Regions from separate parts of the Mus musculus genome. Here region 1 is linked to region 2. The links are chromatin loops, found by intact Hi-C in ENCODE. Cell type or tissue: heart. All regions are shown on one strand.

Evidence for each region. A loop is a pair of places that touch in the nucleus more often than their neighbours do. Peaks named below come from ENCODE experiments on the same cell type or tissue, not always from the same donor. Only the 100,000 strongest peaks of a DNase experiment are listed, where the experiment ranks them.
Region 1: a loop joins it to region 2, with 2.1 times the contacts of the local background. A loop is called at or near these places in 3 of 42 quality-filtered maps.

The regions. Positions count from the first base shown.
Region 1 is chr16:8,509,601-8,517,600 of GRCm38, reverse strand. It overlaps Abat (4-aminobutyrate aminotransferase), which reads right to left and starts at 4,172. Exons shown (of 16, transcript NM_172961.3): 1 at 4,027-4,172. In heart, no CTCF peak of the experiment used is centred here; DNase peaks (open chromatin) are centred at 3,160 and 4,240; H3K4me3 peaks cover 2,079 bases; H3K27ac peaks cover 1,708 bases.
Region 2 is chr16:8,632,898-8,640,897 of GRCm38, reverse strand. It overlaps Tmem186 (transmembrane protein 186), which reads left to right and starts at 3,187. Exons shown (of 2, transcript NM_025708.5): 1 at 3,187-3,412; 2 at 4,506-7,167. The coding sequence starts at 3,410. The coding sequence ends at 5,153. Pmm2 (phosphomannomutase 2) reads right to left here and starts at 3,191. Exons shown (of 9, transcript NM_016881.3): 1 at 3,070-3,191. The coding sequence starts at 3,123. In heart, a CTCF peak has its summit at 3,069; a DNase peak (open chromatin) is centred at 3,207; H3K4me3 peaks cover 2,987 bases; H3K27ac peaks cover 2,913 bases.

The DNA.
Region 1 (8,000 bases), 120 kb after region 2:
CAGGTAAAGGCACTTGCTCCCACGACTAAAGACCTGAATTCAATCCTGGGGCCCCACCAATTAGGGAAGAGTGGATCCTAAAAGAGTTGTTCTCTGACCTCAGCATGCACGTTGTGGCGTGTACAAACCCCCTCCCATGGAGAGAAACAGATGTAATCAATGTCCAGCGCTTCTCTCCGAGCAGCACTTAGGCCTCTGTGTGGAAAGGGAAGATGCTCTCTGACCAGACTTCTCATCTCTATGGTCTGCGAAATGGGAATCCTAATGGTGCTCTGCAAATGGCAGAGTTCTCCTGAAAGGACAGAGACTAAAGGGACACAGATGGAGGTTTACCAACAGAGCGCTCCCCACCTTCCCATCAGGGAGAAACCACAGCAAGGAGCTGGGGCAACAGGGTGGGCTTAGCTCCAACACCAGCCATGTCTGAAGCCACACTAGGCCAGCTGTCCCCAATGAGGAGGGAGAGGAGGAAGAATTTATCCTCTACCAGATATTGAGTCATCTGGAGAGTGTGTGTGTGTGTGTGTGTGTGTGTGTGTGTGAGATGTAAGGGTGTGTGTGTATGTGAGGTGTGTGTGTGCTGTGTGGTGGTGTGTATGTGTGGGTGTGGGTATTGTGGTGCGTGTGGTTTATGTGTGTATGTGTGGTATGCATGTATATGTGTATATGTGTGTGTGTGTGTGTGTGTGTGTGTGTGTGCATGTGTGAGTTTATGTGTGGTGTGTGTGTATGTGTGGTGTATGGGGTGTGTGTGTGTGTGTGTGTGTGTGTGTGGTGTGGAGTCCAGAGGTCATCATTAGGTGTCTTACTGCTATTCACCTTATTCTTTGTGACAGGGTCTCTCACTGAACTTGGAGCTCATCCTTTTGGCAAGACTGGCTCAGTAAGGACCTACCTGTCTCCTTTCCCCAACTGGCTAGCCTGGCTTTTAGGTGGGTGCCAGGGATCCAAACTCATGCTCACACATCAGACATCATACCCATAAATCCATCCTATCCTAATGGGAGAGATTTCCTCAAGTGTGTAAAATGCAACGAAGATGATAAACCTCACAGCTGAGAATCACCCAACTCAAAGTGCCAGTGGGGTTAAGAATAAGAAACCTCAATGCAAGCTACCTCTTTCCTGATGCCCACCCCTGGCCTGATGCCCACCCCTTACCTGATGCCCACCCCTGGCCTGATGCCCACCCCTTACCTGATGCCCACCCCTGGCCTGATGCTCACCCCTTACCTGATGCCCACCCCTGGCCTGATGCCCACCCCTTACCCGATGCCCACCCCTATGGATGCCCACCCTCCAGGCTAGAAAGAAGGAGCTGAGGCTCAGAGAAGTCAATGACTGTGCATGTTGCTCCAGGCAGAAGTAGTCAATAGATGGCTGGCCCTAGGTTCCAACTGGGTTTAAGGTCTGTTGCACACACTGCTCTGTTTCCTTGAAATGCCCACTTCTCCCATGGCCCGGGTTTGTCTGTTGCCTTTGTCCTGTCTGCAGCAGAGATTCCTGGGTGCATCCAGAGGCACGGCTGACACACTACCCATTCCAGCTGTCTCTTCTTTGAGAGGATGGTTCCCAGACAGGGTTTCTTTGTGTAGCTCTGACTGTCCTGGAACTTGTTCTGTAGACCTGGCTGGCCTCGCCTCACCTGGGATTGGTTGTGTGCCACCACCGCCTGGCTTGATTTGCCTTTGTAGTTGAAATGGTGAGCACTGTTTGTACTTATGAGATGTGCTATATACTTTGAGGATCAACTTATTTTACTCTGAGGATAACTAACAGAGAGGAGGACTTCCCCAAAGGTCAGGGGATATAGCTCCGCTGGTAAAGTGCCCGCCTAGCATGGAGCAAGCCCTTTGCCCTGGCCTCAGCCCTGCATGGAAGCTGGCTGTGATGATGTGGTAAACTCACACAGTCCCAGCATTCAGGGGGTGAAAGCAGAAGGATCAGAAGTTCAAGGTCATCTTCCATTATGCAGGGAGATGGAGGCTAGCCTGTCCTATATGAGACTGCCTTTAAAAAGAAAAGAAAAGAACAGGAAGGAAAGGAAAAGGAAAGAGAAAAGGAAATCTTCCCAAGATCACACACCAAGAAGCAGATGGAAACCACTACCCTACGTTTTCACCTTGAACTCAGCTCTTGTATGACAGCTACACGCCAGCTGATAGCTGAACAGAGGAAGGGGCAGGGAGAGTTGGTACCCCAGCTCTCCCATCTGTGAGGGTCTGGTCACTACTGCTTGGTGATCACTAAATGGTCCCAGAAAATCACCCGTGTGCCAGGAAAGGGCGCTGGATCTAAGCAGGGTCAAGCCATTGCTGTAGAGAATGGGAGCCAGGGAGAATGAGCAGAGCAGGGACAAGCCATTGCTGTAGAGAATGGGAGCCAGGGAGAATGAGCAGAGGCAGCAGGAAGGAAAGGGGTGCACCTTCCTCAGCACCTCTTCCTGGAGCAAACCCAGTCACGCAGCCGCGGTCCTCACAGTAGCCTTGGCTCTAGCTTATTGTAACTGATAACATCCATTCTACTGGGTTGATCTGGATTTTGGCAAGCTTTTCACTGCAGAAGGTGCAAAACAGAAACCCTTAAGCCCCCAGGAATGGATCCCACCAGAGTCTGTGGAGTGTTCACAGACCTTCTACAAATTCTGCTCCTTCTGCGTTGCCTTTCTCAGTGTGGCTGCGTCCTGTGATGAGTGGACATGGTGCCCAGATGTGCCCACTGTACATGTGAAGACTGGAGCTAGTGTTGGGGAGCCCCAGTGACCCTATAGGAGCTACGCTGGTTTTGTCAGTGACTGGCTGGGTGACCTTGAGCCATTCCTTTCTCTCTGAGCCAGTGCCTCAGTTGGTTCAGGTACCAAATGAACGGTCAGTCTTAATGTAGATGCTCTTTTACATCGTAGGATTGCAGGCAGGGTTAATTGTCCCTCCCAGAGCTGTCCTTTGGCCTCCAGGAAACATCTCTCTCCCCAACCCACATCCCAGATCCAGAGAACAGGCCAAGATTCAATTTTTTCCTGTCTCCTGACCTGCCCCCACCAGACCTTCTCAGGCTAGTGTGAGGGAGGCACACAGCTAAGCCAACAGTGTCCCTAGACCAGTGGACAAGCCCAGCAGCAGCCTTCTCTTGGCCTAATGCCCAGGGAATTCCATCAGGCAATATCCACGGGACTTGATGGGGGCAGCCCCAAGAAACGAACAGGGGACCCTTGGAAGTGGGCCAACAGCTCTTCTCTATGTTGATAGCCCTTTGTCCAGGCGGAGAGAGACCTGCGTCTGTAGGGTAACACTGAATAACAGACTTTTACATTTGTGTTGGAGGTGGGGGTGGAAGGGGGTGCCTGCTGGTCCTGCAGTGCCAAGGCCATCTGTGCTCTTAGAGTTTGGAGGCTCTAGGCCTGGGAAGTGGAGGCCCCTAAAAGCCTTGTTTAGGGGGTTATGGCTTCTCCTATAGGTGGGAAGAGACTTCATAGGAATAGAAGAGAAGTCATTTGTCCCCAGAATCCAGCACCTAGTTTCTGGAATGGGCATGCAGGTGATTTGGCCTGGGATGTCCTTGTTGAAAGGAGGGTCTTACTCTCCAGGACTTTCACAGTTGGGGAGGGATAGGACCCTTCTGTCGAGCTGTGTCCTCAACATTCCAAGGAGACAGAGAGAGAGAGAGAGAGAGAGAGAGAGAGAAGCAAGAGAACCTAACTTAGATTTTTAGGAAAGGGAGGAGATGAGAAAGGGTCTAGATATTAGCGGAGGCAGGACTCCACTTGGGGGGGGGGGGGGGACTCTATTCCAAGGACTAAACGAGGGAGGGATTTCCCCCTCCAGCCAGTGGGCAGGACGGACGGCCCCATTTCTGAAGGTTACACGAAGCTGTTTTGCTTTCTGGGGCCTGGGAGGTGGGAGACCCTTTCCTTTCGGAGCAGGATCCCGCGTACTGGTTGGATGGAGGGCCCGGATTCTAGAGGAAGATGTCCTTCTCTGGCTTCCTTCAGAAGGGCGAGCCACGCGCGTACAGACGCGTCGCACTTACCTCCAGGCCCGGGCTGCGATCTACAGGCTGCGATCCGCGGGCCGGACTTGCGCGATCACCTTCCGATGCTCCTGGCTGCGCCTGGCGTCTGCTCCGCTTCCCCCAGCGACTCACCAGGCTCCCAAGCTTCGCCGAGCCACCCTGGCCAATCAGCACCACTGCCTCTAGCCCTTGCTTGCGCCTCAGCCAATGAGAGCACCCGCCATGGGCCACCGCCCCCGGGGGGAGGGGGAAGGCGGGGCGGGGGCAGAGTCCGACCTCCGTGGATAGGATGCGCCCGGGGGTCTCCGAGGAGGGCCGCGAGGGCCGGAGCAAGGGACTTGGGGAGAGGCAGCCGAAGGATCCCTAGCAAATCTGATGGGGGCTAGGAGTCCTCTCCTTACAGGAGGGAGGGACTTTGCAGGCTAAGGCGAATCTTCAATGTACTCCCACCCCACATCACTGTTTTAAGATCCTGGGAATTGCTGATGAATGGAGCTGAACCCCAACCCCGACCTCTGTGCTTCGGATCTGGTCTCTGGAACCTGAGAATCCGGGGCCCTGAAACAGAACTAAAGCACCTGTCGGCACTGGCCCTCCATGCCACCTTCTGGTGCATCAGTGGTGCACAGCAGGTCAATAAGAGTGCTAAACTGAGAGTCAGGTCAGGACTCAGGACAGGTCTCTTTCCCAACCCTTCCTCCATTTCCTTAATGGTAAAGGAAGGCAGAATTGGTTCTATCTCTTTTATGAGTAGAAACAAGATCTTAGATGTAATAGAGATGTGTTCAGAAAATTGAAGATGCACTGGAAACCAGTTAAAACGAATATGTGAGTGACCAAGTCCCACACCTTTTCTTTCATTAAAAATAAAATTTATTTCAATCACGTGTCTATCTGTCTATGTATATGTGTATGGATGCTGGAGGAGGCTATTGGAATCCTGGGACTGCCTGGAGCTGTGGATACAGGTGGTTGTGAGCTGGCAGAATGCGGTGTTGGGAATAGAACTCAGGGCCCCTGCAAGAGCAGTGTGTGGCCCTAGTTGCTCAGCCATCTCCTCCCCCTTTCTCCTTTTGTCTTTCTTATTTCACTTATTTATTTGTTTATTTGTTAGACAGGGTCTCTCTTCATAGCCCTGTCTATCCTGAAACCTGCAATATAGACCACCCCAGCCTCCAGGTCACAGAGATCTGGCTGCCTCTGCCTCCAGAGTGCTGAGGTTAAAGGCACCACCATGCCTGGCTCCTTTTTCATTTTTTATTTTTATTTATTTGTTTATTTTTAAAGGGAGGGAGGATTTATTTTAGTTTGATGGGATGCAGTGTGTGTTGCTCACTTGCTTGCTTATATTTAATGGTCTTATAACTTTCCAACGTTATTTGGACACAAGGTGTTATCACTCATTGATAAAATCAAAGTTGCAAACATTTAACCACCTCTAGGATTTTCCCAGGCAACTGTGTCATGATCTGGCCAACTTTTACAGAGCCTGGAGGTCCCTGTTGAGTCCAGGAATCCAAGCAGCCTCATATATAGTTATTATGGATTGTAAACCTAGAAATAAAGGGATCAAGATAGGCCAGAAATAAGCAAACAAATGAAACAACTCCAAGTAAGCAATCCACTGCGATCCCTAACTGAACCCCAAAGAGACAATGACTAGACTAAGGAGCAGGTGAGAGCCTAGATCCTCGGTCCCTTGGGAACCCAGAAGGTCCTGCCAGTTGCTATCCAAGTTATCCCTATCACCTGACCCAAGGAATTTTCTGGAGGCTGTGTTGTAAATCTAGCACTTTCTTCTTAAAACCTAAGCCTGCTGATAATCCATTTATTGCTTGCCCAAAGAGAGCAAATGGACAATGAATACTTTGTAAAGAAAAGCAAGTTAAAGCAAAAGGATGGGAACGCCTGTTTTTCAGACCCCCAAGATGGCTCTGGCCTTATCGCTTTCTGTGGGCTTTCCAGGAACTGTGCAGTTTTGTGTACTGCTGCCTCAGTCTCATCTCAGCCATTCTTGAGAGAAATTGGATATTTCCACCTTAAAAAACTTACAGGTGTGGTGGCACACACTTTTAATCCCAGCACTGGAGAGGTAGAGGCAGAGTTGGAGACAGAATGTTCTGCATAGTGAGTTCCAGGTAACAGGACCTTGTCGATAGATCGATTGATCAATAGATAGATAGGTAGATAGGTAGATAGATACAATCTTATAGTGCATACCTATAATCTCAATATTCATGAAGTAGAAGCAGAAAGATCAGGAGTTCAAGGTCATCCTTGACACAATCACAGCTCTCAGGAGCCTGAGGTAGGAGGATTGCCAAGAGTCTGAGGCTAGCCTGAGCTATTTATCAAATTCTAGGTCAGCATGGCTACAATGTGGGATTGAGACTCCGTCTCAAGCATCACCCCTGTTGCTCACTAAAACCAGACAAACAAACAAAATGAGTAGCTGTCATATTAGACAGAAATGATACAAGAAGCTAGCTAGAGAGGAAGGATAGGTAAATAATCTCATTGGTAGAAATAGATACCTCTGCATATTAAAACTATGAATTATTCTAATTTTATTTTGTTTTTAAGGTTGCTATTTATTATTGTTAGCCATATAACCCAACCTGGCCTTAAACTTCTGGCAATCTTTTTGTTGTTATTTTGAGGCAGGGTCTCTCTATTTAGCTCTGGCTGTCCTAGAATTCACTCTGTAGACCAAGTTGGTCTTGAACTCAAAGATCCGCTTGCATCTGCCTCCGAAATCCTAGGTTTAAAGGCATGTGCCCCCATATCTGGTTAATTTTTGCTGATTCAACTTCTTGAGTGCTGAGATTGTGAGCATGTGCTATAAAGTCACATACACACACACACACACACACAATATGCACATGCATACACACATACATACATACCTTCCTCTGCTAAGAAAAAATAGTTAAAATTAAAAAAAACAACAACAACATCAAAGCAAATATCTAAGTGTAGCTTGGCAATCTAGCTCATGGGCCAAATGCATCAAGAGATACTCTCTCTCTGTGTGTGTGTGTGTGTGTGTGTGTGTGTGTGTGTGTGTTTTGAGACAGGATTTCTTTGTATTACAGTCCTGGCTATCCTGGACTCACTTTGTAGACCAGGCTGGCCTCGAATTCACAGAGATCCACTTGACTCTGCCTCCTGAGTGCTGGGATTAAAGGCATGTACCACTATTTTTGACTGAGATAGATATTTTCGACAGGTTCTTTTATGTTGCCCAAGTTGGTCCTGAACTCCTGATTCCTCTTGACTCAAATTGCTTAGTGCTGGGATTAAAGGCCCAGGACTCATCTTATTTATTTATTTATTTTGAATGAAATTGAACTAAATCTAGGCTTTCTATTTTAAATGGCTGGAGAAAAATCTGAAGAAAGCCCTGTGAGATCATTCAGGAATGGAATCGTCAGCGAGCATGACTAAGGCTTTCCTGGGAGAAGGCCACCCAGATTCATTTCTGTGTGGCCGATGGCACTGCTATGACAGAGCTGAGCGGCTGCAATGTGCTCTTGGTTGGAAAAGTTTGCTTCATCCCGAGCTAAGGCCTTTAATTATCTCTTCTGCCTTCTTCACTCAACCAGGTCTGGACAGCACTGTAGGGCCCTACCTCAGGGCTCCCTTGAGAGGGAAGCTGCTGCTTTCTCTCTGGCTAAGCAGGAGTAGGAAGGAGGTGTTTAGGGCCAGGTGCTTTGCAAGCTGATTCTCAAATAGCTTCACTCTGCCACCTGTGAAGAAAACTGTCAGCCTCTGGAGGCAGCCGTTTGCAGTTACTTCCCAGGTCCTGCAGGTCTCCTACTGCTGGGAGAGTGGTTGCCTTGGGAGTGCAGAGAGAACACTGAGTCCTTCTGGAGGACTTTTCTAAGTTCAGCAACTGTCCTCTAGGACAGAGGGCAGCTCTAGCTGTGGGGGTGGGGGTAGGGGATGAGGAGTAGGGGCGAGAGGGTAGGGATGGGGTACCACTGTGGGGA
Region 2 (8,000 bases):
ATACCTTTGATGCTCATGCTTACCAGCTGATTTCAAAAGTGAAACAGACAACCAATCCTGAGAATTATAAAACAATATAATAAGCAGGTTAACACCTGAAAAATGGAATTGAGGTGAAAGAAAAAGAATTATGGAAGGTATTTCAGAGGTGGCAACAGCTGTGGATTCCAGGAGGCATCAAACAGACCTGTGTGCCATTAGACCAATAACTAAGTATTACTGGAGCAGAACACTGACGCTCTATGTCGGTGTTCCTGTGGCTTCTGTCCCACAGAGAGTTAAATAGCTGTGACAGAGACTATGTGGCCTGCAAACCTCAACATACTGACTCTCTGGGCCTGGGGGCTAGCTTAGCAGGAGTGCTTTCCTAGCTTGTTCAAGCTGTTGGGCTCGATCTCCACAACCAACAAATAAATGTGTGTGTGTGTGTGCGTGTGTGTGTGTGCGCGCGCGCTTCTGCCTTGTACAGAAGAGTATGCCAACTCTGCACTATGGTAATAGAATACTAGTGAGATGTGACTCTGAGCATTGAAGGGCGGTACCCTTGACCTTCATGCTGAGAGGAAAGGGGTGAAGTAGCTCAGTGACCCTGGTTTAAAGTCACTCAACAAGAGCAAACACACAGTGACAGGGACTGGGCTTCTCTGTTCATTATTTTTGTCAATGATCTCTGTGAGATTTTCCAGGATGCCACAGTTGGAAAATGATTCATGAAGCTGTTAGGGCCTGAATCCATTTGTCTTCTTTTGTTCTGAATCTTATCTCAAGTTACGGGGTAGGGAAGAAAGCACCCAGGAAGACAGACTTCTATACAAACAGGGAAATGTGCAAACCTCTGGGTCCGTGCTAATCACGTGGAGCCTACAGAGGCCATATCCTGTTACAACAACCACAATAAAAGATAACCTGTTCTTCCTCTTCCAGATTGCACTGTGATTAGTGATGTTTGATAACGCACACAGATGAGACAGGGAAGGCGGATGATACATAGATCTGTTGCTAGAATATTTTAATTGCAGAACCCAACATACAGGAAACTTCTCTTCTAAATTACTTTTCTCTTATTGTTACAATTGCTTGTGATCACTGCCCGCATGGTGTTCTAAGGGTTGAAAGCACATCTGGATCACCTGGCTCCTTCTCTATCTTATACTTCATGTCCATCTACTGCCATTTAGCTAGGGACACGGAAGCACTTTCCCAGTAGCTTATCTAGTACCTGGAGTGGTCTCCACCCTTGCACAGGAAAAGGAAATGACAAACAAGACCGTCAACAGTGCCCTGGAGCTTAGGTCCTTGAAGCACAGCTGCCGTAAGAAACGGAGGTGCCACGTCTTAATAGTTTTACTTCAGTTTCCTTATGGTAGAATGGTAGCAGCTGGACAGTAAATGCCTTTATTCTCAGCACTCAGAAGGCAGAGGCAGAGGCAGGGGGATCTCCATGAGTTCGAGGCCAGCATGGTCTACAGAGATAATTCAAGGACAGGCAAAGCTACACCAAGAATCCCTGCCTTGAAAAAACAAAAAACCAGCAGGGCAGTGGTGGCACACGCCTTTAATCCCAGCACTCGGGAGGCAGAGACAGGCGGATTTCTGAGTTCGAGGCCAGCCTGGTCTACAGAGTGAGTTCCAGGACAGCCAGGACTATACAGAGAAACCCTGTCTCGAAAAAAACAAAACACAAAGATCTATTCCACAGCCTGGTAAAGTACTTGGTCAAAAGCTATGACTCAGGAGCTCACAGGCACTATGGGGAAACCTACTAGTGTTCTTTTTGTTAAATGGAAATCTTGTCAAATTGCCTTCTAAATATTTATGTTTATATCCATAGATTAATGCCACTCTCAAGCCTGGTAAGAAAAGTTTCTCTTTGTAGTGGCAGTGGTCAATGCAGACGCATACCTGGACAAAGTGCTAAGAATAAGTGCCCTTTATCAACCCTGTCCAGGCTCAGGGGACAGAAAGAATGTAAGAGCCAGAGGACGGGGAGGAGCGTGGCGAATGAAATGCTGTCTTCTGGACATTATATGGCTGTTGCCTGCATGAATTCAGCAACTGTGGTTCCCTGCACAAGATCAAGTCAGTTAACATTCCAGCATGGGTGATATGTTGCCCATCACTTGGGGTGTGTTAGTGTGTAGCACTAACTGGACTTAGTGAGGTATTAAAATAAGAATTTTAAAAAGGACATGAAAATGGAAGAGGGATGTGTGAGTAGGTGTTCCCCAGAGGGAGCACAGGAAGGTTGGGGGTGAATATGATCAGATACACTGTACACATGTAATTGCAAAGGAATAAAAAAATTAAAAAGATAAGACTCACATATCTAAGGTTACACACACTTAACATGGGCTTCTGGAACAGTCCACGAAATCTAAAAGGAGTGGGGCAGAGACACCCAAGCTATTTAAGCCCAGTGTCAAGTTTGAGTGATTTCTGCTCAACCACGAATTTGTGTATAGGAGGCAGAAAGAATGTCATCACCACAACGAAACCACACAAACTTATCTTTGGCCCTAACAGCAAAATCTGTTAGCGGAACAAAGTCCCATTGGATCCTTGATCCTTTCAGCAAACAGCCTATTACTACCTGGGTCCCCATTGCTGCAGGGGCTCACTTTTGAGGCCTGATCTGGCGAGGAACTGTCATGAATTTCAGTGATCCTCACCAAAACATCCCAAGCAACAGGCAATGCCCCAGTTAAAGTGGCTTCAAGGGCTCCGAGAAAGATTTGCTGAAGGTCAGACGACTGAGAACCTGCCTTTGGTATATTAGAAGAGACAGCCAAAGGTGACAGGGCTGGGGAGGCGAAACAGCAGGTCAGAGGGCCGAGGCTGGAGTTCAAGCCAGGTCACCAGCCCCGAGGGCCCGAGAAGAAACTCAGGCCCGAACTTTCAGACTCTGAACACGTTTCCTACTCGGAAGGTTTTTTGGGGGCCCCCTCCCTGCGCACCCCACTCAGGACCCCGCTCAGGACTCGCGTCTCCTGGTTCCCGGACAGTCGTTACCGCGGTCTAGGGCAGCAAGGGCTCTGCTCCACCACCGCGAGCCTCCCGGGCGCCGCCTACCTGCCGCGGGGCAGTCAGGGTCCCATCCATGTCGAAGAGACAGAGAGTGGCCATTTCTCCAGTCAGAAACCTCGACCGCACCAGGAACTCTACCCGGAACTCTACCCGGAACTTCCGGGTCCGCTCCGAGCCCTGGAGTTCCAAGGCACCATGGGAAGATTCCCTAATGGTTCACAGAACACCGGTGGCGGTTACAAAATTTGAACTACAGTTCCCAAGCCATAGTAATTTTTTTTTTTTTTTTTGAATTAGCGCATGCGGGTTTTTAACCGCCCGCGCATGCGCCCTTCAACTTTCCGGTGACAAGTACAGCGTGCGTCCTGTAGCAGGCGGCGGGCTCATGGTAGGAATGTCAGGAGGGAACGCGCTCCCCGTCCCCGGTCGGGTCTAGGACTGGCAGGCAGGACGCCTGGGCTGACCATTCGGGAAACCGGCCAGTGGAAGGCCAGAGTCTATTAGCTTGGGCTGTTTTCCTGCTTTGTCCCGGGCCCTTGGGTCACGTGGACGGTCTGCGTCGCTGCCACTTCGTACGTACACACCCGGTTCAGAGCTTAAGAGCCGTGTCTCCCTCAGCGTATTCTGAGGTTTTCTTTGGAAGGGTGAAGAAGGATGCACAGCTAGTGTCCTCTTGACTCCAAAGCCCAGAATCTGCTCACTCCAGAGAACCACAGGCAGTGTGTTGAGGGCCTCCGTGCCTCACGTCTCTGCTTCCTTCCCAGACAGGTTAATGATACAAAGAGGTTCTCTGGCCGCGCAAGGCACTCGGAGAACTGCAGAGGTCCTGTGATAAGTACCCCACGGCTTTGTTGTGTGGGGTTCTGACACCGATTGATTTACCCCTTAAGGAAGGGCGGTCCTTCAAGTCCGCTGTTGCCCGGTCTCTAGTGAATAGCTGAAACGACAGGTTTTCTATGTTCATTTAGACCTGCCTAGGAGGAAGGGCCCGTCCGAGCTCCAGACTGCCCGTGTTTCCCTGTACTTGGGGCTGTGAGGTGGGGTGGGGGAGGGCTTAGGTTCTTAAAAATGTTTTTGTTGTTTTGTTTTAATCTTGTGTGTTTAGTTTGTGTGCATATGCTTGTGCTTTGGCATACGGGGCTCCAGGACGTACTGCGTGAGTAATTTCTCTTCCTTCACCGTGTTGGCCTGAGGGATCAAATTCAAGTTACCCGGTTTGGTACCAAGCACCTGTACTAGATGGGCTATCTCACTAACTGCGACTAGGGTTTTGTTTGTTTAGTTGTAAAAATGGGAGAAGGTACCTATTTAGAATAGAATTCCACCAAAAAAAAAAAAAAATTAAGTGTCTGGCTTTATCACTTTCCTCTGGAAGTCATGGTGACTTTCCAGGAGCGGTTGAAGCCCTTCTGGGAGATGCTTTGTCTTGTTCATTGTGTGATTAGCATGGGTGACTTCTGAAATGAACCTCTCTCTTCCAGGCTTTCCTCCTTCGAGTCGTGCCAAGGTTGCAGGGGCCCACTGCATGGAGGAGGCCTCTACAGGGACTATGGTGCTGCTCTGGGCAGGGGGATTCCAAAAGGTGGGTGGGGAGCAGGTCTCCCCACTCACGGGAGAAGTCACCAGGCACCGAGACCGAAACATTCCATACAATCTACCGGTTCCGAGCCATCCGAGCAATTGGGTTCCTCTCGCGGCTGAAGTTGGCCCAGACAGCTGTGACTGTGGTGGCCCTGCCCCCGGGCTTCTATTGCTACTCACAAGGCCTCATGACCCTCAGTTCACTGTGCCTTCTGGGTGGGGTCGCCAGCTTTGCCCTGGCCATGCTCTGTTGGATGAGCCACTTCTTCCGGAGACTGGTGGGCATCCTGTATGTGAACGAGTCGGGCACCCTGCTCCGAGTGGCCCACCTGACCTTCTGGGGCTGGCGGCAGGACACGTACTGTGCCGTGTCAGACATGATACCCCTGTCAGAATCCCAGGAACGGGTTCAGGATGTGTTTGTACGCATCCAGCAGTACAGTGGCAAGCAGACCTTCTACCTCACCTTACGCTATGGCCGAATCCTGGACAGGGAACGGTTCGCACAAGTGTTCGGAACTCTGGCCACACTGAAGAACAGCAAGTAGGCCTCTCATAGCCCTCGTTACACTTGGATTTTAGACAGAAGGCCTAGGACATGGATGAGACAAAGCTAATACCAGGGACTGGGCTGGTGCTCACTTTGTAGAATGCTTGTTTAGTGTGCAGGATGTGAAGCCCTGGGTTCAGACCCTAGCACTGCATAGAACAAGGCATGGCTATGCCTGCCTGTACTCAGAACTGGTGACACAGGCAGGTGGAGAAAAAGTTCAAGGTTGTTTTGGCCCAAAAAGGAAGCTTTAGGAAAAAGCCCTTAGTGGAACATAGGACATCCCATCATATAGTGGCGAGAAGTTTCTGTGAAGAGGCAGTTGTTGGAGGAGTGCTATGCCAAGGTCACTAAGGCAGACCGCTGCTGTAAAGCTGGGAGGCAGGAGGGTTGGCAGAGGAGCACAGGATGTGGGGTCTGGGGACTTGGGTTCTGCTGAGCCTTAGCTCCTTGACAAGTTTCTGAACCTTGAATTGCATTGTGAGATGGAAAACCCTTCTCATGGGAACGGGTATGGCTAGGACTTTGTGACAGAGCTCTTGCCTAGCATGTATAAGGTCCTAAGTTCCATCCCCAGCACCACAGAACAGGCAAAACCAGTGAATACTGAGTGCTGTATAAGGTACACAGCCCAGAGCTTACAACATAGAGCAAGGCTTCTAGGGTGCCAATGGGGCCCAGCACTTACTCATGCTCACCAGCTGGACGGCCATGGCTAAAGCCCAGAGTGAACTTATTTTTTCCCATCAGCAAGTCACTGTACACCAACAGAGGTAGGGACAGCACCCCTGAGACTACATTGATCCCTAGGAGGTCCGGGGGTGCTCACACTTGAGAGCTTTGTAGTGTCATCGCAGCAGAGGGACTGTGTCCAAGCAAAAATTCATCATCTAAAGGACAGTGCATATGCTTTTCATAATAACAGCAAACACTTGCTTATTAGGTAATTGTACCTGCATTAAAAGGAAAGCAGTCGTGATTTTTGTAATTTGTCTACCAGAATGCTTTGCTTTGTAGCTTTTTAGTAATTTCTTTCCTTTAAGAATTTTTCTTTTAATTATTTGTGTGTTTATCACTGTGCATATAAGGAGATTGGAGGACAACTTTTCCAAGTTGCGTTCCTTTTAGCATTTGGGTCTTGTGGGTTAAATTCAGGTTGTCAGGCTTGACAGCAAGCCCCTGCACGCACTGAGCCATCCTGCTGGTCCTCTCTAAAGTAAGCAGAGCATGAACACAGGTAACAGTAGACTAGACGTGCCAAAGTGTGTGTGTGTGGAGGGGTCCCACCACAGGCCTACACAAAGAGCTACAGGCAACATGGGAACTCTGAGAGCAGGAGTCTTCCTCAGGGGAGGGCACACCCAGTGTGAAGTGGGCGACCCTGAAAACTGGCACATGCAAGCACAGAGTGAGCCGGCCGTGTTTAGAAGCATATGCACGGACACAACAATATTAAGGAGAAACAGGCCACGAACTTGAAAGGGCAAGGGAAGGTTTGGAGGGAGGAAAGGGAAGGGGGAAGGAAGTACATGTAATTCTATTGTAATCTCAAAAAACCCTTAAAATGTGCATATCAGATTATAACCATTTTCAATGTCCTGGACATGTAGCATATCCTTGCGTTTCGTAGCTGTCGATCGCCGCTGGCTAGTTCCAGCACTTCACTCTCCCAGATAGGATGTAGGCACTTAGGCCATAGCTGTCCCTGCCTTCGTCCTCTCCACCTCTGCCTGTTTGTAGGCATCAGTTAATCTGTCTGAATTTGTTATTCTGACATCCATGAAGGGAATCATGATATGTTTCCTCCTGTGCTTCCCAGTGCTAACTTGGTGGTGTTCAGAGATTAATACACTTGAGTCAATGAAAGTGTTTGTGGGTTAGTTCTTTGTGACTTGACTCTGGGGTGCACTTGAATGTGAATGTATATGTATGCTTACCAACTCAGCAGGTCAGTGGACATGATGGGCTATCTCCTCCACTCCTCGATATGTGAATAACACTGAAGTAAACAGTAAACAAGTGCTTGTTTTTGTCCCTGCTGAGGATAGAGAAGGACATAAAGAAACTAAGCTTCTTAAGAGCCTGTAGGTCCTAGTATCCTCCGAAGCCATGCTTCAGTGACCTAACTTCAGTAGGTCCCACCTAGGATTCTTTTTAGCTTTGTTTTTTTCCTAAGGTACTTAAAAAATGCATGTATTTTTATGTATATGGGTTTTTTTTTTCTACTTGTAGAGTCTGCACATCAGAAGAGGGCATCAGTTCATATTATAGACAGTTGTGAGCCATCATGAATGCTGGGAATTAAACTCAGGACCTGGGGAAGAGCAGCCCACTCTTAGCTGCTGAGCCATCTTTCCAGCCTAGTAGTTTTTATTTTTTTGAACTGTATCTCCTTATTTTACTCCTGGCTATCCTGGAGCTTGCTATATGTAGATCAGACTGGCTCTTAACTCAGAAATCCTCTAGCCTTTGCCTCCTGAGTGTTGGGATTAAATAAAGAGGTATGCACCACAATTCCAGGGTTTTTTGGGTTTTTTTGTCTTTTTTTTTTTTTAAGACAAGCTCTGACCATGTAGACCAAGCTGGCCTGCTGAACTCAAGAGATAAAGAGATCCACTTGCTTCTGCTTCTTGAGTGTACACCATCACGTCAGGCCACAATCTCAAGTGGTTTGTTTGTTGGCTTGTTTTTTTGAGACAACTTCTCTGTGTAGCCCTGGCTGTCCTGGAACTCACTCTGTAGATTCAAACTCAGAGATCCATCTGCCTCTGCCTCCCAAGTGCTGGGATTAATGGCATGTGCTACCACCACACAGGTAGCCTGCTTTGTAGGGCCTTTTTGTTTC